Regions from separate parts of the Homo sapiens genome. Here region 2 is linked to region 1. Evidence: chromatin loops called from intact Hi-C (ENCODE). Cell type or tissue: transverse colon. All regions are shown on one strand. Each heading gives the region's core, and the rest is flanking DNA. Links, peaks and the distances in the headings are about the cores only.

The links. Peaks named below come from ENCODE experiments on the same cell type or tissue, not always from the same donor. Only the 100,000 strongest peaks of a DNase experiment are listed, where the experiment ranks them.
Region 2: it touches region 1 in a loop (32-fold over the local background); 2 of 110 quality-filtered maps call a loop at or near these places.

Annotation. Positions count from the first base shown.
Region 1 is chr12:55,934,920-55,945,071 of GRCh38, reverse strand. It overlaps DGKA (diacylglycerol kinase alpha), which reads right to left. Exons shown (of 24, transcript NM_001345.5): 2 at 8,505-8,649; 3 at 7,982-8,055; 4 at 7,529-7,664; 5 at 7,020-7,094; 6 at 6,512-6,561; 7 at 6,083-6,157; 8 at 5,767-5,886; 9 at 5,543-5,657; 10 at 4,902-4,990; 11 at 4,639-4,758; 12 at 4,350-4,448; 13 at 4,092-4,175; 14 at 3,747-3,820; 15 at 3,488-3,562; 2 more. The coding sequence starts at 8,568. Among named protein-coding and RNA genes, the nearest start is that of DGKA, 8.8 kb to the right of the region's middle. RefSeq lists enhancers at 4,422-4,511, 4,131-4,631, 4,632-5,132. In transverse colon, for the core only: a CTCF peak has its summit at 4,642 (motif pointing right); a DNase peak (open chromatin) is centred at 4,661; H3K4me3 peaks cover 100 bases; H3K27ac peaks cover 1,551 bases.
Region 2 is chr12:54,987,787-54,997,938 of GRCh38, reverse strand. The region is part of intron 1 of LOC107984515 (a long non-coding RNA gene); the gene reads right to left. Among named protein-coding and RNA genes, the nearest start is that of TESPA1, 8.1 kb to the right of the region's middle. RefSeq lists enhancers at 5,827-5,876, 6,537-6,726. In transverse colon, for the core only: a CTCF peak has its summit at 4,513 (motif pointing left); a DNase peak (open chromatin) is centred at 4,498.

The DNA of each region.
Region 1 (10,152 bases), core at 1,194-9,193:
TCCCAGCACTTTGGGAGGCAGAGGTGGGCGGATCACCTGAGGTCAGGAGCTCGAGACCAGCCTGGCCAGCATGGTGAAATCTCGTCTCCACTTAAAATACAAAAATTAGCTGGATGTGGTGGTGGACACCTGCAATCCCAGCTACTCGGGAGGGTAAGGCAGGAGAATCGCCGGAACCTGCGAGGTAGAAGTTGCAGTGAGCTGAGATTGTGCCACTGCACTCCAGTCTAGGCAACAGAATGAGACTCTGTCTCAAAAAGATAAATAAATAAAAATAAATAAATGAATAAATGAATAAATAAATGCCACCTCCATCTGCTGAATCCACAAACCTAGGAAATGTCCTAGACTTTTCTCTACCTCCTTCTCCACAACCTATCAGTTATCCAGAGCTGTGGCTTCTACCTCATTAACTCCACTGCTGCTGCCTTGGCTTCTGTATTCATCATCTCTTGTCTGGACTACTGCAAACAGGTAATTTCCTATTCTGTCTCCTTCCTACAATCCATCTTCCACAGAGCTCCCATAGTGATAATCCCTTCAATCCCCCCTCTTCGAACCTTATGATTTTTTCAGTGTCAACATGTTTTCCTTTTTATTTTTTAATTTAAAGTCTCACACTGTTGCCCAGGCTGGAGTGCAGTGGTGCAATCATGGCTCACTACAGCCTCGATCTTTTCAGCTGAAGCAATCCTCCCGCCTCAGCCTCAGCTGGGACTATAGGCATGTGCCACCATGCCTGGCTATTTATTTGTGTGTTTATTTATTTTTAGAGATGAGATCTCACTGTGTCAGCCAGGATTGAGTGCAGTGGCCCAATCATAGCTCATTGCAGCCTGAAACTCCTGGGCTCAAGGAATCCTCCAGCCTCCACCTCCTGAGTTGTTGGGACTACAGGTGCGTGCCACCATGCCCAGCTAATTTTTTAAAAAATATTTTGTAGAGACTTGGTCTCACTTTGTTGTCCAGGCTGGTCTCCAGCTCCTGGCTTAAAGCGATCTTCTGACCTTGGCCTCCCAAAGTGTTGGGATTACAGGAATCAGCCACCGTGCCCAGCCCAACATACATTTTCATTAGTGCTACATTTATATCCTTATTGTCATGATTCAGGTTGAGTTAGCAGAAAACTGCAATGTTTTCTGCTAACTTGTTTGCTTGTTTATGCTAACTTGATTTTTGTTTGCAGAATACAGGGAAGACATAAAATATGTAATTTCAAAATATCTAATATTATAAATGAAGAAGTCAGATGTTGAGGATCTGAAAACTGGTCAAAGAATTGGTTATATGTCTATATATAAAACAAGTTATAATGAGCACTCAGAGATATTTCTTCCTATTTGTTCTTTTAGTTACATCTTTTACTTACATCGAGTTCCCCCTCACTGCTGCTTGTTTGATTGAGTTAAAAAAAAAAGAGAAAAGAAAAAAAAAGAGTTTGCTCATAGTTCAGGGATTGCACACTCAAATACCTGAGTGGCTTGAATGGTAAAGTGGGTTGGGCATGGTGGCTTACACCTGTAATCCCAACATTTTGGGAAGCCTAGGTGGGCAGATCACTTGAGGTCAGGAGTTCAAGACCATCCTGGCTAACATGGTGAAACCTCGTCTCTACTAAAAATACAAAAATTAGCAGGGCGTGATGGCACACACCTGTATTTCCAGCTATTCAGGAGGCTGAGACAGGAGAATCACTTGAACCTGGGAGGCAGAGGTTGCAGTGAGCTGAGATGGCACCACTGCACTCCAGCATGGGCAACAGAGCGAGATTCCATCTCAAGAAAAAAAAAAAAGAAAGGGAAAGTGAATAAGTGACTAGCAGGGAGCCAAGGGGATTGTGATAAACTGAAGAATACATGTCCCACTTAGAAATAATCAAGTACAAAGAAATTGAAAACACTGCAAGGCAACTAATACAAAACAACACAAAATCATTACTGTGGGCTGTCAGCTTGCAATCTCTGACAGGATAAAATTAAAAACTCCCTGGCACAGTATTCATAACCCTCCATCATCTGGACTCTGCTCAACTAGTCTTCCCTCTCCACATTTTCCACCTTTCACCCTATGTCCCAATCATGATGAATGACTTACAGTTCCCCCAATGCACCACCATGTTGTTTGGTGGCTCCTCTGGCCTTACACTACTTCCTCCACCTAGAATGCCTTCCGCTGCCCTTAGCAGATCTCTATTCCCTAAGATCTCCAGCAAGATCTTAGAGCTGGACCCTGAACCCAATAACCTCAACTCCAAGATTCCTCAAACACAATCTGCCCTACACTGACCTCTTTATCTACCAATACCATCCCTCAAACTCCTTCTGTTTGAAAGGCATAAGAGATTAGAAATGGGAGAGCAGTTAGGAGACTATTGCAATACTCTGAAAGAAATCATAGTGAATTAATTAATGACTACCTGGTTAATTGTTTGAATGAGTGAATGAGTCATGACCTGCTAGCTCCATCATTCAGCATCTGGCTTAGCTCTTATACAACCTTCCTTATTCACACATTGTTCCCCACCCCCATATTCCTTGATTCTCTGAGCCATAAGAGTTGGTTGGGAGAAACATAAAAATATTTACAGGAAAGGGGACTATCACCCTTGACCCTTCTAGGTTCAGATTGTGGTCCCTGCTTCTTCCAAAGCTCTCTTCTTTTTGGACATTCCACTTTTGTATCCACCTGTCTGTGCCCCTCTTCTTCCCCAATCCTTTCCATACCAGATGCCTAGTTTCTTCTCTAAGTGCCTTTCCCTTCCTACACAACTCCTCTCAGCCTACAGCAAAACAATTTCTAACCACTTACCTCCTCCCCATCTTAGGCATCGAGCCAGATCATTTCCAGTACCCAGGGGCAACACAGCAACAGGAGGCAAAACTGGCAAGTTAGCTTTGTCTGCGGAGGCAGGTGAAGAGAAGGATGGAGTGAGTTAGCTCTGCAAGACTACGACCCCAATACCTTCCCCACGCCCCTCCCTGCACTGACCAATGGTCTCTAGAATCCAGCCTACTGTGCCGTCTCCACCACACACCAAAATCCGGCTATCAGGAACATCCTTGAATAATCGGAGCCTGAGACAAAGGGGAGAGAGAATATGAAGAAGGATAACAGGACTGAGGCTACCCAAGTCCTGAGCAGGCAGATTGCTTCTTGTCTCTCATTCCGTAGGACCCTCCTCCTTTTTGTCAAAAGACTTGAGTTTCTATGAAGGTCACAGAAAAGAACAATGGGGAAAGTTATAGCCACTCCTCAGTGGTTAGGGAAAAATTGGATCTTCATTCTTTGAGAGCAGGACAAAGATGGGCCAGAGAGCTCGGAGGATGGGATACCCAGTGACCCTAGGGAAGGAAATATTCTGAATTCTGGCCTCTTGGGGATCTCTAGCCCTCCTCTCCCAATCTGCACTCTTTCCTGCACTCTCCTAACATATACAGATACACAGACCCACGAAAACACTGTGATACAGTCCCTAACCTGTGCTCACCCTATCTCAGGACCATCCTTTAGGAGGTTGAACACCTGTCGAGGGTTTAATATATACTGGAACTTCCAGAGCACCCTGTGTGTGGGAAAAAGAAAAGTTCATGGCAGGCGCGGGGGTTGGGGGTGATCTTCTGAACCTCACCCTCTTTGTGTGTTCCTCAAGGTATGCCCCTCCAGACACACACATCCCCTTCCACCTTCTAAGTGTTGCAGGCAGGCCCTGCCTCTCATCTTAGAAGACCCAATATATTTCTCCTCACCTTTGCCCCTGCTTCCCGCCACTCTTAGGATTGACAAAGACGAGAAGTGGGTGGGTGTTAGGAACAGGGTCAATCTGCATTGGGGGAAGAAAATAAGGACAAAGAAAGCAGGATTTTGTCAGAGTTAAGGTGGGCCCAGGAGACAGGGGCAGAGGGCTAGCATTCCACCAAGATATTTCCCCCCTCCCTCCTGTTTCCCTCCCCTTCCCTCCCCTACCATGGTGGAGTTTCTGGAGAGTGAGCATCAACCGCTCCCCACCAGGCTCTCCCACTTCATTCCCACCCATGAGGGCTCCAGTGAAAAACCTGCCCCCATCATGAAGCCCAAGACTCTCAGCCCTGTACCCGCAGAGCCTCAGAGGTGCTCAAATTTAAATCATCCATGGTCTTCTGGCTTGTTTTGCTATTTTTACGATCCGGTCCAGAGGCCTGGGAGGGGAAGAAAGTAGAGGGAAGAAAAGCTGTATTGTGCATGAATCCCTAAATAGAGGGGTCTGACTTGAATCCTAAAAGTATGAGCTCTCTATTCTAAATGCCACTCTGTGCGTGTGGGAAATCGGGGAGGCACTCCTGTCCCCTCCCCGCTGCTGCCGAGGGTCTCACCAGGACACTGGGATAGATGGAAGATGGAGGCAGGATGTGATCCCGGAGCAGCCCACAGTCACACTCATGGCCCACCGCTTGCAGGCAGTCATCGTGGATCTGAAAGACGAGGTGGGCACAGAGAGATCACGAAGGTAACCCTGTCTCCTCTCAACCTGGCAGTCTGGGCTGGAAAGAGCCCTTGGGAGCAGGGGCAACTGTGCCTGTAAAGGAGGTGTGGCCGGAGGCCCGTGGAGAAGGCAGCTCTGCGGGGTAAGACGCACCCAGAAGGGATGGCTCCCAAACTGACCTCTAGGTGGCACCATACACAATGCAGCCCGGTCAGACTGTGGTAGATCCGGATCTTTTTCTGACAGCGGTCGCAGCGCCCGGACTCACAGCCTCCTCGCACCCACACATGTGATTGGACCTTGGGGAGAAAGGCAGTTCCTTGTCTGGCAGGGTCTGAGCAGGACCTAGGGGAGGGAGGGGCTGAGGGCAGCAATGGGCCAAGGGCCAGGGCCAGGGCCAGGATGTAGGTGATGTTGGGGGTGGAGGCATGAGATCACTCACACCAATGTCCTTCCGAGACTTGGCATAGGTGCTGACTTCACAAGGCAGGGCTTTCATGGCACACTGGTCGTGAACAGTGTACTTACAGACTGAGGGAGAAGGAAGAAGTTGGGAGGCTTAGCTGAGCCTCTCCCCCTATTTCCTTCTTACCTGAGGGTGAGGCAGGATCAGATATGTGATCCCTTGCTTGAGGGTGTAGCAGAATAAAAGTTCGGGGTGAAGTGCCCACCTCCAAAACCCACGCCTTTTCCTTACTCTTCCTCCTAAAAGATCAGCTGCTACTGCATGCCTGCCCCACACCATCCATGTGCCAGGCAGGAACTGAGCTGGATAATGCTTGGGAGGCCCAGGTCTAACAGCAACAGTAATCATAATAGATATTTTTTATTGCATTTTATAGTATGTGCATGCACCATCTGAAGCACTTTTCTTGCACCAACTTTTTTAATGCTCACAATTACCTCATTTTCAGTTGAGGAAACTAAGGCTTAAAGAAGTGATGTGGCTTTCCCAAGGTCACATAACTAGTCAGTGGCAGAGCCCAGGATTCAAACCTAGGTCTTTTCTAAGTTTACAGCATCAAGCTCCCACAGATAGCTGGGCTGACCCTCTTCCCCTACCTCCCAGCTCCCATTACTCACGGTTACAGCTCAGTCCCTGTTTGCCAAGACCAATGCTTGACTCGCACAGATTGCAGTAGACTGGTCTGGGGAACCTCTTGGGCCTCCACATGTGCTGTCCGTCGTCCTTCAGAGTCTAGGAAGGCACAGTAGATGCTAGGGAGTGTCAAAGCCCTTACAGGGCCAATCCGGGCAAGCATAACCCAAGGCTGTCTTACTCATCCCCCAAAGTCTCTCCTACTCACCATCTCCAGACCCAGCAGCACTAGCAGTGGCACGGTGGTGGCCCCAGCCCGGACCCACTCAGCTTGAGAGACAGAGCCACTGCCATCATAGTCAATCTCTTTCATCATCTCCTGAAGAATCTGAGCACAGAGTGGAAAGGGACTTTCAGTATGAGTGGGTCTTCAGACCCAACACCTCTCCACTGCCTCTTAGGATATCCAGCCCAGCCATCCTAGCCAAGGGAACCAGGTTGCCTGTCAGAGATGAAGTAAGGCAGATGCAGGACTCACCAGGGAAGAAGGTACAAGAAGGGACATGAAGGAAGAGCTGCCTTACCGGCCTCAGCTCAGACACATCCCAATCCAGGTATTCAGCCACTCGCATCATCTGTAGGATAATTTTGTCCACTTCCTGGAGCAAAAAGGGCAAGAGCCACAGCCATATCCCCTTTACTACCACCATCCAAACTCTTTTCCAGAAATCAGTGTTCCTGGGTTCCACCCCAGATTCACACCTCTCATTCTCAGGTATGTCTGCCAAGTAAATAAATGTGTTTGTATGTTTGTAAGGCAGACCCAATTCATGTATCCAGCATTCTCTTTGAGGGGTCAAGAGCTTGGGACTTACTTTCAAATTTAGTCCTAGAGGACTCAACCTCTCCCCCCATCCTCTTCTGTTTCTTAAGACCCTGGAAGAGTTGGGGCAGGAGGGTGCAGACAAATTAACACATATTCCCTTGCCCAGCATACAGGGTCCCCAACTCACTGAGCTGTCCAGGATCCCATTTCTGTCCGTGTCGTACAGCTTGAAGGTGACTGTGGGGTGTTTTAGGGGGGCCAGGGTCAGTTTGTGAGAGATACCCAAAGAATTCATACCAGAATATGGGGGAAACAAAGAGACAGGGAGAGAGCTTTTGGGTGAGAAGCCTAGAGCCTGGGATGGGACTGAGAGAGAGACAAAAAGGAAAGGAAAACAGGCATGGACTCTACCCTCAGTGAATGTGTCAGGGGAGACAATACATAATCCATATCCCAAGGACATCCTAGGCCGCCTACATGGGAATGCACAAGACATGGGTACTGGGGTGACTATGGTGAAGGGTATTAGGTATAAATAGTCTGGGAGAACACAGGAAATGGGCTCATTCTCTGGCCCCACCTTTGTCTAGACCTGTCAGCCTTTAGGAATCCTGAAGGAATAAGGGAAAGGAGGATGGGAAACACCTCTCTCTCCCTTCACTGCCCTGCCACCTCACTTCAGAAGGGCAACTCACATTCTAACTTGTCTTCTGGCCGACCACCCTCCAGAAGGGAAAAGTAGCAGGAAACATCATTGAGACACACCACATCTGGTTACAAAAAAGCAGATCAGAAGTCAGGGCTCCCTCCACTTTGGCTCATGTTTTATCCTTTGTTTGTCCCACCTCTCCCTTTTTTTAAAAAAAAGATTTACTGATTTTTTTGAGAGACAGGGTCTTGCTCTGTCACTGAGGCTGGAGTGCAGTGGCATGATTACTGCTCACTGCACCTTGAACTCCTGGCCTCAAGCAATCCTCCCACCTCAGCTTCCCAAAGTGCTGGGACTACAGGTGTGAGCCACTGCCCTCGACTTACCTTTCCCCTTTACCTTTCCTCCCTTTAGCTCCTAGACCAGCCTGACTATTCTCCACCAATTTCCCCCAACCTGCACAACGTGTGACTCAAGTTAATTCTCAACCCCAAATCCATACTAGTTTGATTTTTCTGCCAGAGGCTTAGCCCAGTCCTACCTGCTTGACCATACCTTTTGTCACATTTGTCTCATTTAAGCAGTGACCAGTCTCAAAGGATTGAAACAGTGCCAGGCTTAGGTGTCTGGGAACATTATCCACTTCGAGATAGATTTTCAGGAATTGCTGGAATCCCTCGTACCCAATGGCCTATAATGAGAGTGAGCATTATCCTGGGGAGTCTGCAAGGTCAGAGCTGGGGCTGAAGAATTGGGAGTAGCGGGGACAGGGATAATAAATGCAGAGCTGAGAAGCATCTGAGGCAGGAGTATGGTTTCTTTGATTAAGTCCTGAGTTAATAGAATCCCTTGTTTTATCCTAAAGCAATAGTCAGAGTGACAATGGACACTAGGGTATCTCTAGAGGGGATAGTGAGGGGCAGGCCCAGAATAATTCCTGGAAGTTGGGGATCAAAAACAAAGATGGGAAGAGTTGATCAAGAAGAAGATTTCCCAGCTGCCACTCACATCTCCTTGGACATATTTAGCCATCTCGCCATCCTCGAAGAGCTTTAGGACATCACTGACCTTTTTGGTGGAGTCTAGGGTGTAGAGAGAGTAAGAGAACAGCATTATTAGTCCAGCTGAGTTCTCTTGCCAGAGAAATCCAGCAGGAAAAAAGATTCAAATGAGATGAAGAAATTCCAAGAAGAAACACAGAAATACAGAGGGAAAAATATTTCAGATCCTCCAAAACAGTACCACTCTTTACTCCTCTTCTCTGAGAGCTGGAGCAAGCAGTCCAGGTATAGCGAAGGTGGGTAGAGAGCCGAGACCTTGCACAATGCAGCCCAGTTAGACTGTGGTAGATCCGGATCTTTTTCTGACATCTCCCCATCTCCCACTCCTCCCATTTCCAGTCATGGGCACATCTGAGCAGCACACTGCTCAAAGCCACTGAGGAAGCTGGGGGGCAGGGGGTGTAATGAGGAGGAGGAGGGATTCTCTGGGGCAGGGTCTCCAGAACTGAAGGCCTGACAGGAAGACTCACATTCCATGTATTTTTGCAGCTGGGCAAAATCACTGGGGCTTATTAGGCCCCTCTCCTTGGCCATCTGTCTATTTTTCTCAAGGATGGCCAGAAAGGCAGCTTCGTAGTAGTACTTCCGTTGCTTGGACCTCTTCAGAGGGTAGGCCTGGGGAAAGGTGACAGAGCGTACAGTGGGAAGAGCCAGCTGTCTGGGTGTCTTTTCTTCTGTCTGTTCCATTCTGTCTCTACTCCCACTATTATTTTTTGTTCTTTCCTTCTCTCCTAGTCCCTCCCTAAACATCTTCCTTTCCCTGTGTCCCTCTTCCCTATGCCTCTACCTTCCCTGACAGTGTCTGTCCTCTGTCTCTGTTTCTCTGACTCATCTCTGTCTCTCCATTTCTGGATCCTTCTCCCTCTCCCCCAACCTATCTTGATTCATCTGACCACCCTCACCTTCCCACCCGCACCCGGCTTTCTCAGTCTATATATGTTTCTGTGGGTGTGTCCCTTGTCTGTTTCTGCGCTTTCTTCCACCATCGTCAATCTCTGCAGACTCTCCCCATCCTGAGCTCTCTCCCATCTCGGGTCTTCGGCAGTTCCGGCAGTTCCGGCCCTCTGAGTGACTCTTACTGCGTTAGCGCGTCTTCCTGGCCATGACCCCATTTTGTTCCGCCTCTGGCCAGGGACCCCAGCTCCGCTCAGCCACCCACTCCCCGAGCCACCCACGCCACGCAACGACCTCTAGCGCTTCTGACGCGCGACACAGAACCAGCTCTGGCAAGGTCCCTAGCCCCGGCCCCGCCTGGACTGCGTTCCGCGGAGCTCCACTAGGGAAGGGTGGGGAACTAGGCGCGGGGTAGGGAAGAGGCAGGGGAAGAGACTCTGGGTACCCACAGAGTCTCTTCCTCAGAAGAGGGTTCTGGGATACTGACATCCTAGAGAAAGGACTCTACCCATCTGGCACTTTTCAATGACTATAATCCAACTTCTGCTGCCAACAGATCTAGTGTTTCCCAGTCCTGGGACGATGGAGCCGAGTGCTAGTGTCTCGGCTCCTGGGAACTTCCTTCCACTCCGCTAGGTCAGCAGTGCTTAGGGAGCCCCAGGTTTTGGCTACTGGATCCAGGGACCAAGGTGCAGTGGGCGACTTTCCTTGATTCAGTAATGATAATAACATATCTTACGTTAATATAATACAGCACGGTTTTGGAACAGAACTAGATCAGTCATATCTGGGTCCCATTCTTAGCTCTGATACCACTGTGTGACTTGGGGAAGTTATATCTGCAAAATGGGGAGAATGAGAACCATTTTTCACAGTTGTGTGGCTTACGTAAAACAATATATGAAAAGTCACTCATACAATGCCTGACATTTAGGAGGCCTACAAGAAATGCTAGTTATTATTGTACTAACAATTAGAATCAAATCATCAGACATAGGAAATTATTGGCATAACCATTCTACAGATGAAGAAACTGGAGCTCAGAGAAGCTTGGATTTCCTAAGGCAGTTGATAGATGGAAAATCCAAGGCTCCAGCCCAAGGCCATGTGGTAGTGCCTCTGTTTGTCCCTCTGCCCTCCTCTTGTTCCACTCTCTCCTCACACCCCGCCATCTGGTCTCACTGTGCTCCTTTCTGTTCCTCAGGCATGCCAAGCTCTCCCCTG
Region 2 (10,152 bases), core at 752-8,751, 950 kb after region 1:
GGATCAATCTAAATGGGGGAAGCAGAATGAAGACATGAAATTTGCACATGTATTATCTCCTTTTTGTTTCAGGCAGAAGAGATGTGATTAAAAGAATACTTCTTAGGTGATTTCATTCGTTCATACAGGAAAGCTACCAGGTACAAATTTGCTGCCAGGGTACTTACTTTCAGCTGGGCTCTAGGTTAAGCAGCTTACACTTACTGTCTTAAGTAGTCCTTGCCAAGCTCAACAAAAGTGTTAGGTGTTATAATCCTCATGTAACAATTGAGGAAACTGAGGCTCAGAGACTTTAAGTAAAATGCCCACAGTCACATAGCTAGTAAGTTTTGAAGGTATGATTCAAATCCAGGCTTGTCTGACTCTAAACACTGTGCTAATAATCCACAACTCCAAATAGCTATTATCCTCTCCATTTATATATGGGGAAACTGAGGCTCAGAGTGGTAAAGTAATTTGCATTTGCTCAAAATGTGAGTTACTATCAGAAGTTAAAATAGAATTTGGATCTTATGCAATACTGTCTCTTTACCAGAGGACATATGGGGGAAAAGAAGAAGATATTGTTTGCCGAGGAAAGAGCTGGATATACAGAAAGAAACAAATAGAAACCAGGTTTCCTCACCCTCAACCCAATGCTCTTTCACTGTAAGTGACAAATGTGACAACAGCTAAAGTCTCTGCTCCTTTCTTAAGTACTAGATGATATACTAAGCTTTACATACTCCCTCATTTCACTTGCACATCACTTTGAGGTCGCCACTATGATCGTCTCGTGTTACATGAGAAGGCGAAGGCTTCAAGGATGTGTAACTTGCCCAAATTCAAATAGCAGGTTAATGACAGAGCAGGGAGTCAAACCCAGACAGGCCATTCTCTAGTCACTGCCTCCCTATGGAACACACGGCCCCTCCAGGCATCATCGCATCCCTCCCGTTGTCAGAAAATCTTGGAGATCCATAGAAATCTTTCTTTATGACAAACATAAGCCAGTCCCACTCAGATGTCTGTCTGTTATTGCAGAGAGTAGGTAGACATGTAGGGATACACTGGGGATCCTTTTCTTTACCCTCAGAGTTAATTTTCCCTGTGGCTTTTAACCTTTCCTCTCCCCTTCAAGGACTCGCAAAATCATTCTGGCCCTACCCTAACTGCCTCTTGTCTTCTAAGAAAAAGCAGAGGAGAAGCCAGTTTCTCCTTTTCCTTCATACTTTGAGGTTCTGTTGCTCTTTCAGCTCTGTTTTTCCCAGGCAAATACCTCCCACTGGGGCCTTGAGAACCACTGGGAGTCAGAGGCAAGAGAAGCCAGCTTTCCTCCTCCCAAAGGAGGAAGATATGGAAGCTGTGCTCTCAGGCCTCTGGAAACCCAAGTTAGCTAGAGGAGAACCCCCAACGCCCGCCTGCAGAGTTCTGCTTGCTCAGCTGCTCAGCATCTGCCCTGCACCCAGAACTGGGTCTTCCCTAGGGTTCCTGCCAATCTCCTGGGCTCTGGCAAGAGGAACCAGGGGTGCAGATGTGTCCTGCATCCTGAAGCCTGCGGGCATCACTGGGCAGCCCCACAGCTCACGTTCAGGAAACCATCTTGATTGTACAGATTTCCTCCTGCTGATGTCCTCCACCCCTACAGATTTCTCTCCTTATCTCTTCTCCCTCACTCCTCTAAATCCACACGTGCCCTAAAAGGGCACATGATAAAATTACACAGATCTCTTGACTAAAAGTCAAAAGGCTTGATTTTCCCACTAGCTGTGTGGGCATTGATTTTCATCTGTCAAATGAGACAATTGGCATCTGCTCTCCATTTCCCACAACTTGTCATGAGAATGTGAGGAAAATGTGTATTTAAAAAGCTGGTATGTCAGTGACAAGCCAATGTTAGTATTGTCACTGCAATCAATGGATTATAAAGTAGCGTATATAATGCATATAGGTTTCAGAATCAGAGACATCAAGCTTTAAATCGTGGCCTTCTACAGAGACTCCTGAACCTCAGTTTCTTCATCTGTATAATTGGAATGCTAGTGCCTGCCTTGAAGGGTTGCTGTGAGATTTACACGAGAGGATGTACAGAGAAACAACCAGAAGAGAGATGGGTGAGTTGGAAGAGCTTAATGTATGTTTCTTTTCTCCCATATTCTAATGTTTTCCAAATTTAATCCAGAGCTGTTAGGTCTCTGCACTTATGATTGTGCTGGTTGTTCCTTGCACAAGGGAATCTGCCCAAAGGAACAAATCCATCCAAAATGTGTGATCTGAGCCTGGGCTGCACTGGCCTGATAGGAGGACATCACCAATCTACCAAGATTCGTATGTGCTAGACTCAAGGTTAAAAGATTACCTGGAGCAGGTCAGAACTTGGGTACCAGAGTCCCAGACAAAAGGAAGGCCTAGGCTGGGTGCGGTGGCTCACACCTGTAATCCCAGCACTTTGAGAGGCTGAGGCGGACAGATCACTTGAGGTCAGGAGTTCGAGACCAGCCTGGCCAACATGGTGAGACCCCGTTTCTACTAAAAATACAAAAATTAGTTGGGTGTGGTGGCAGGCGCCTGTAATCCCAGCTACTCGGAAGGCTGAGGCAGGAGATTTGCTTGAACCCAGGAAGCACAGGTTGCAGTGAGCTGAGATCGCACCACTGTACTCTAGCCTAGGAGCCAGAGCGAGATTCCATCTCAAAAAATAAAACAAACCAAAAAAAAAAAAAAAAAAAAAAGGAAGGTCTACAATGTGTCAGAGTTGAAGATAGTAAAATCACACACTCACAGTTTCTAGGGTGACATTTCTAAACATGGTTCTGATTTTATCCTATCCAGCTCAATATATTTTTGATGACTCCCAACTCTTAAGAAGATAAAATACCAAAACTAGTAGGTGAGAGTTGAAAGCTTAATAAGGAATAGGATATTGACATAGTTTGAAAATATTTAAAAGTACTTTTTAATTTAAAAAGGAAAATTATAAATTTACAGTGGAAAAAAAGAATACCACATTATATTACCAATAATAGGAAAACTGATACTACATACTTCCTGATGTGATGCACTGGGGAGACATCATCACATGTAGTAATCCTGACAAAATTGTCTAACGCAGATTGAATCACATGAACTGCAGACAAATCAAATTGAGAGATGCTCTACAGAATAGAAGGACTATACTCTTTAAAAATATCAACATCAAGTACACCATGGACACAAAGCAGGAAGCAACTTTGGGTCTACTTGAGGGTAATGAGTGGGAGGAGGGTGAGGATCAGAAAACTACCCATTAGGTACTATGCTCATTACCTGGGTGATGAAAGAATGTGTACAGCAAACCCCGCAACACCCAATTTACCCATGTAACATGTACCCCTGAACCTAAAACAAAAATTGGAAAGGAAAAAAATTCAATTTCCATGAAAGATAAAGAAAAGTAGAGAAAGAATTTCAGATTTAAGGAGACAAAAGAGACATGAAAACTATATGCAGTGTGTGATCCTACATATTATTTGGAAAACAATAAAGTCTGTAAACTAGATGATTGTATCAATGTTATTTTTAAAATTTTGATAATTATACTATAGTTATGAAAATTATTGTCTTTAATTTTAAGAGGCAAAGGGGCATAATATCTACAACTGATTCTCAAAATGTTGGGAAAAAATACATTATAATAAAGCAAAATATTAACAATTTTAAGTCAGAGTGACAGGTGTACAGAAGTTCTCTATTTCAAAGGAAAACTGTTAAAGTTAAAACAAATTTCATAACCCAAAATATGGTATTCAAGATTTCTTAGATCTAAACTTAATTTAGGTTAATTATCTTAGGTTCCACTCACTCTTTCTCATAACACAACTCACAGTATAGCCATGCTGAGCTACTTGATTTTTCCCAAACATACCCTATACTTTTCCATCTTGGTATTTATGCTCACTCAAATCTCTCTGTGAGTACAGACTACTTTTTACTCCTTAACCTTTTGAAATTCTATTCAACCCTGAAAACTGTTTAATTTAAAATGAGCAATCTGGCCGGGCATGGTGGTAGTTCATACCTGTAATCCCAGCACTTTGGGAGGCTGAGGGGGGAGAATTGCTTGAGCCCAGGAGTTTGAGACCAGCCTGGGCAACTAAGTAAGATCCTGTCTCTACAAAAAAATTAGCCAGGCATGGTGGTGGTGCCTAGTCCCAGCTACTCGAGAGGCTGAGGTTGGAAGATCTTTGGAGCCCAGGAGGTCGAAGCAGCAGTGAGCCATCACTGTGCCACTGCACTCCAGCCTGGGCCCTGGGGAGACCCTGTCTCCAAAGACGAAAAAGAAATCCAAAAAAATAAAAGGAAGAAATCTTCGATTGCTTATTCAGCTCCTAAATTCGTTCAATCTCCTGTGATACAAATCAGACAAACAGGGGTTGTCCAGATACTCCATAATTGGGTTAATTCATCAGTCTGGGTTAGACAACCTCCTGGGCAGTGGGCTAATCTGAGATTTCCACCTATGTAACTGTGAGATTAAAGAATGGGTATAGGCTGCCACCTGGTGGTCATTAGGAGTACAGTCTTGAGCTGCATAACAATATTCTGATCAAGGATGGACCGCATATACCACAGTCTCGTAAGATTATAATGGAGCTGGAAAATTCCTATCACCTAGTGACGTCGTAGCCATGGTAATGTGGTAGCACAATGCATTACTCACGTTTACTTGCATGTTTGTGTTGATTGCTCGTGTAAACAAACACTGCGTGCCAGTCATATAAAAGTAGAGTACATACATCTACGTATAGTACATATTTAATAATGATAATAAACAACTGTTACTGGAGTAACAGTTTTTGTATGTAGTTTATGTATTTACTGCATTATACTTTTATGTATAGTGCTCTGTACCTATACATATACTAAACTGCACTATACTTTTATGTATAGTTTATGTATAGTTATGTATAGTTTATGTAGTTTATGTGTTTACTGCACTATACTTTTTATTGTTGTCTTACAGTGCACTACTTCTACTTGTTTAAAAAGTGAACTGTAAAGCAGCCTTAGGCAGGTCCTTCAGGACCTCTTCCAGAAGGCATCGTCCTCATAGGGAGATGACAGCTCCATGCCCCTGAAGACCTTCCAGTGGGATAAGATGTGGAGGTGCAAGCCAGTGATATTGATTATCTTGACCCTGTGTGGGCCAAAAGTAATGTGTGTATTTGTGTCATAATTTTTTTAAAAAGTTTAAAAAGTAAAATAAAATAATTTAAAAATTAAAAAAGCTTATCAAATAAGGATATAAATAAAATATTTTTGTACAGCTGTACAATGTGTGTTTTCAGCTAAGTGTTATTAACAAAAAAGTCAAAAATTTAAAATTGTATAAAATAAAAAAATTACAGTAAGTTAAGGTTAATTTATTAATGAAGAGAGAAAAATATTTTTAAGTAAGTTTAGTGTAGCTTAAGTGTCCAGTGTTTATAGAGTCTACAGTGATGTACAGTAATGTCCTAGGCCTTCACGGTCACCTGCACCCACTCACTCACTCACCCAGAGCAACTTCGAGTTCTACAAGCCACATTCATGGTAAGTGTCCTATACAGGTGTACCATTTTTTATCTCTTATACTATATTTTTATTGTACTGTTTCTATGTTAAGATGTGTTAAGAGCTACAAACACTTCCCACTGTGTTCCAATTGCCTACAGCATTCAGTACAGTAACATGCTGTCCAGATTTGAAGCCGAGGAGGAATAGATTGCATCATATAGCCAAGGCGTGCAGTAGGCTATACCATCCGGGTTTGTGTAAATGCACTCTATGATGTTCACACAAGGACGCATTTCTCAGAGCATGTCCCCGTCACTAAGTGATGTATGACTGTGTAACAGGTTGGGGGTTCATCTGTGAAGACAGAGGTTTGCAGGGTGGGAAAAGTCAGAAAGAGACACAATCTTACTTAATTCATCTATGGATCACAATATCCACTTTTGAGATTGTTTTCAGGATTCAAGTTAAGATATATTAGTCATTTTTCGCAGAGTATTCACTCATTAAATGATAGTATTATTAGAAATATAAAACATTACACTGGGAAGAACCCTAAAGACAGTTTATTTTTACTTCCTCATTTTACATTTAAGGACTCTGAAACCCAGAAAAGAAGCAGAGTAAGGCCTAAAGGACAGGATTTTTTACTTCTCACTCCTTAACGCATAGGTCAAAAGGGACAGGTTCAGTGTAAGTATAGGGAAAATTATAATATGTAGCTGTGGAGCACTTTAAGTCATTTAAATCTCCTTCACTCCCACTTTCTCAGTTGTTCCTACCTTCTAAGGGAGGCAGGACAGGCTATGGGAGCAGGATGAGTGTTGCCAGGCCAGGTGCCTGAGAAAGATGAGATGTTTCCTCCAGTGGGTGGACAAGAGAAGTTGCCTTTTGCAGTTTGGGTGGGTGGTTACACTTCAGTTTCACTTTCTCTTGCATGTAAATCATTTCCCTCAGATTCTCTCTCTGCTTCTCTCTGATTCAGTGTCTCTTCTCTCTTTTCCTCCTCCACCTCTTCCTCCTACTCTTTCTCAAACCTAACAGAGAGAACTCTCCTTGGATCTGACACTCCTGCGCGCGCGGAACATACTCTGGGGTGCCACATGGACCATCTCGCCACCTGCAGATATCCCTCTGATCAGAAGGCCGCAGTTGTCCCATTTCCTCTGATTAACTGACACTACACTGAGGAAACACTTAACATCTTTCCAGAAACCTTGGTCTATCGTTCTGCAGTTCATTGCTGGGTTCTGCCCCACACCCTCTTCTGCTTTGACCTGTGTCCACCGCGCACCAGGGTCTCCAGTCTCCTGTGGACAGCGAGTGCAGTCTGACTTTGGTAGAGTGGCCTCAGACTTCAGCGCCTCCCCTTTGTGGAGGTGAGAGAAGAACCTAGGCTCTTAAAAAAAAATCTGCCCCTTCCTCCAATCTGTGACCTCCTGCCCCTTTCTCACAATAACCCATGTTTTCATGTTCTACCTCTAATCTCTAACCCCATATTCATTCACCCTACCTATTCTTCCCTTATACCAAATCTACAACAACGCCCGAATTTTACCTGCTATTGTGTCTTTTGATGCCTATCCTTTTCAAGGCTTTAGAATGTTGGGTCTGAAGAACCTGGTTTTAAATGTTCCCCAAATCCATGAAGTCACTAACCCCTGATGCTCCCTTCATGGTTTCTCCAAGGTTGCTATAGTCTGAATGTTCATGCCAGCCCCCCAAATTCATATGTTGAAACTTTAACCCCCAAGGTGATGGTATCATGAGGTGGCATTTTGGTGAAATGATTAGGTCAGGAGAGCAGAGCCCTCACGATCAGGATTAGGGCCTTATAAGAGAGACCCCAGAGAGCTAGCTCTCCCTTCCCATCACATGAGGACACAGTGAGAAGACAGGTATCTATGACTTAGGAAGTAGGCTCTCACCAGACACCAAATCCGCCAGCACCTTGATTTTGGACTTCTCTCCAGAACTGCCAGAAATAAATTACTGTTGTTTGTAAATCACCCATTTTATGGGATTTTCTCTGTTGTAGCAGATGAACATACTAAGGTAATAGCTCAACCCACCTTAAATCCTCTATCATCTAAAAATTTTGACTGCTTTTCACTCCTCCTCTTCTTTCTTTCCCCATCAATAATTATACCGTTGCTATAAGTGTTTACTTTGTACCAGGTCCCAGGTGTAGGGAGGAACCCTGCTGGAAGCCCTCTTTTCTTTTGGGAAGAGAGATCAAGTTTTAAAACTCTTCCACATTTCTTGTTTGTCAAGTCCATGAGATTTTTCTTGATAGATCTCTCTCTAGCCCTGAAAGTCTCCTGCCTCCCATCCTATGAAACCCTCAGATCTCTCCTCCTCCACTGCACTTACACCCACATCCAGGCTCTGTCCTCCTCCATGGGCTTACAAAACACTGAGCACTCACCATGCAAATCACACAGAAGAACTCAATTAAGACCTGTGATTCTGAGTTAAATGGGCTTGATCAAAAGAAAGATGAAACATAGGCTCACTGAGAATTCAATCCTGTGTTCATAGCCATCTGAATATAATCAAAGATGTTAATGTCACGATTTAATCCAGAGAAGTGGCTGTAGTGGAAGAAAACTTTTCCAAAATAATTTCCTTGGGATGTTCCAAGGAAGGAAGGAAAGATAAGGGAAGGGTAGGGAAGGAGAGGGGAGGGGAGGGGAGGGCAGGGGAATCCATAGGCCAATACATTTGGGAAATACAAAACTTTCTCCTTCTAGGAGAGTCACAATTCATGTTAATCTATTAAAAGCCTCAAGAAGTTATGCCTTAAAGCAGGGGGCCTCAACCCCTGGACCACAGACCAGCACAGTTTGGTTGCCTGTTAGGAACCTGGCCTCACAGCAGGAAGGTGAGTGGCAGGCATGATCATCTGAAGTGGAACAGTTTCATCGCCAAACCCTCCCCCTCACCCTGCTCCCATGGAAAAATTGTCTTCCATGAAACCAGTCCTTGATGCCAAAAGGTTGGGGACCACTGCCTTAAAGGAACATGTTTGTCTTTTGTTAACCCTGTATTTCCCCAAATTACTTGATCATACTAGAAAATAAGCCCTCTAAGGGACAGTATTTGATACTGTTTCTCCCCCTTGTATATCTTCCTCTCCTTCTATACTCCCCTCAGTCCCTTCCCCAGATCTATCTCATTTCTGACACTCAGAAGGTATCCAATAAAATACATTTTGGGTAGAATTACAATCCAGATCACTGAAAGAACACCCTCTGCAGAGGCCTGAGATGGATTGCTCTTCTGTTTTGCTGGACTCTTACAGAGGGAAGATACAGCCAGACAGAAGGAAGAACTTTCTGGCATTGAGTGGAGTAATTTAGTAGAATGGGTAGGTTAGAAAAGTTAGAGAATCCCATTTGTTTGTATCCTTAACAACCAGAACATAGAAGCAGAGAAAAGAACAAGATGACCTTGGTGGACACTTTTCTGCCTGGAGAAAGTTCAGAAAATCCTTGGTGAGTTAAATCACTGCTCTCTCCCCTACAATTCTATCCACTCTCTCTTTCTACTTTTGAGCCTTTGGTACAGGAAGGAGACAAAGTCACTCAAATTCCCACATCAGCAATTTGGAGGAACAGACTCTTAGCAAAAAAAACAAAACAGCCAAACAAAACAAAACAAAAATGGCATTTGCAAACCCCAGGATCTGAGAAAGAAGAAGGTTGAGAGCTGAAATGGAGGCAGATGATTTGCATCTGGGCCTGGGCAGAGGGGCCCAGCTGCTCGGCCCAGAGCAGTGGCTCTGAGCAGCAGCTTCTCTGTCTTGGGACAGCCTCTATGGACAGCTGTCCTGGCTCTGCCCCAGGTCTGGGCAACCTGCCAGCTCAGCCTGTAGTTCTGCAGCTCCAGAACTTATACTCACTACAGCCCATCTGTTTGATGGGCTCATCAGTGTTCAGAAATTGTTCTTATTTATCAGTGTTATCAGGTTACATGTCTAGAGGATAATATTATTCAAAAGCAATATTTACTTGGCTTTTCAATGGAAAAGAGTCTTTCAAAATACTTTTTCTAATACCTTTATAATAATTTCTTACCAAATATCACTTAATATTTTCATTTTCCATAATAAACTACATGCAGTTATAAAAGGGTAGAGAAAAATAGTCTGTACAGGTGTTACTGACATCTAAAGCCAAGAGGATCTTAGAAAATATTTCTCTGTCAGAAGGTGATACCGATATCCAGTGAAATTAAGTAACTAGTATAGTTTTAAACTCAGATTGCTCTTTTACCCCTAGTTCAGGGTTTTTACTAAATTCTATAAAACACAAGAGAGGGAGCCATGGAATGACAAATAGGCCCTATCATGAGGCACCAAACTGCTGAATCACATAGGCAGTAGAGAGCTAATTCATTATCTCAGTTAGCATAAGGGTTTTTATTTTTAACCAAGGGAAAAAAAATGAACAAGCTCACAAAAAAACCTTCAGAAACCCTGAACTACTGCGTCTCGTATAAAAAGAACAAGTCATTTTGTTTTCATGAAGCACCTGGAATATATGCTCAGAGAAGTTCATGGTGCCAAAGATATAGAGACAATGTTTTCAAAGGGTGGGAAGGGCAGGTGAGAGGGAAAAAAGAGAAAGGGGAAGGAGG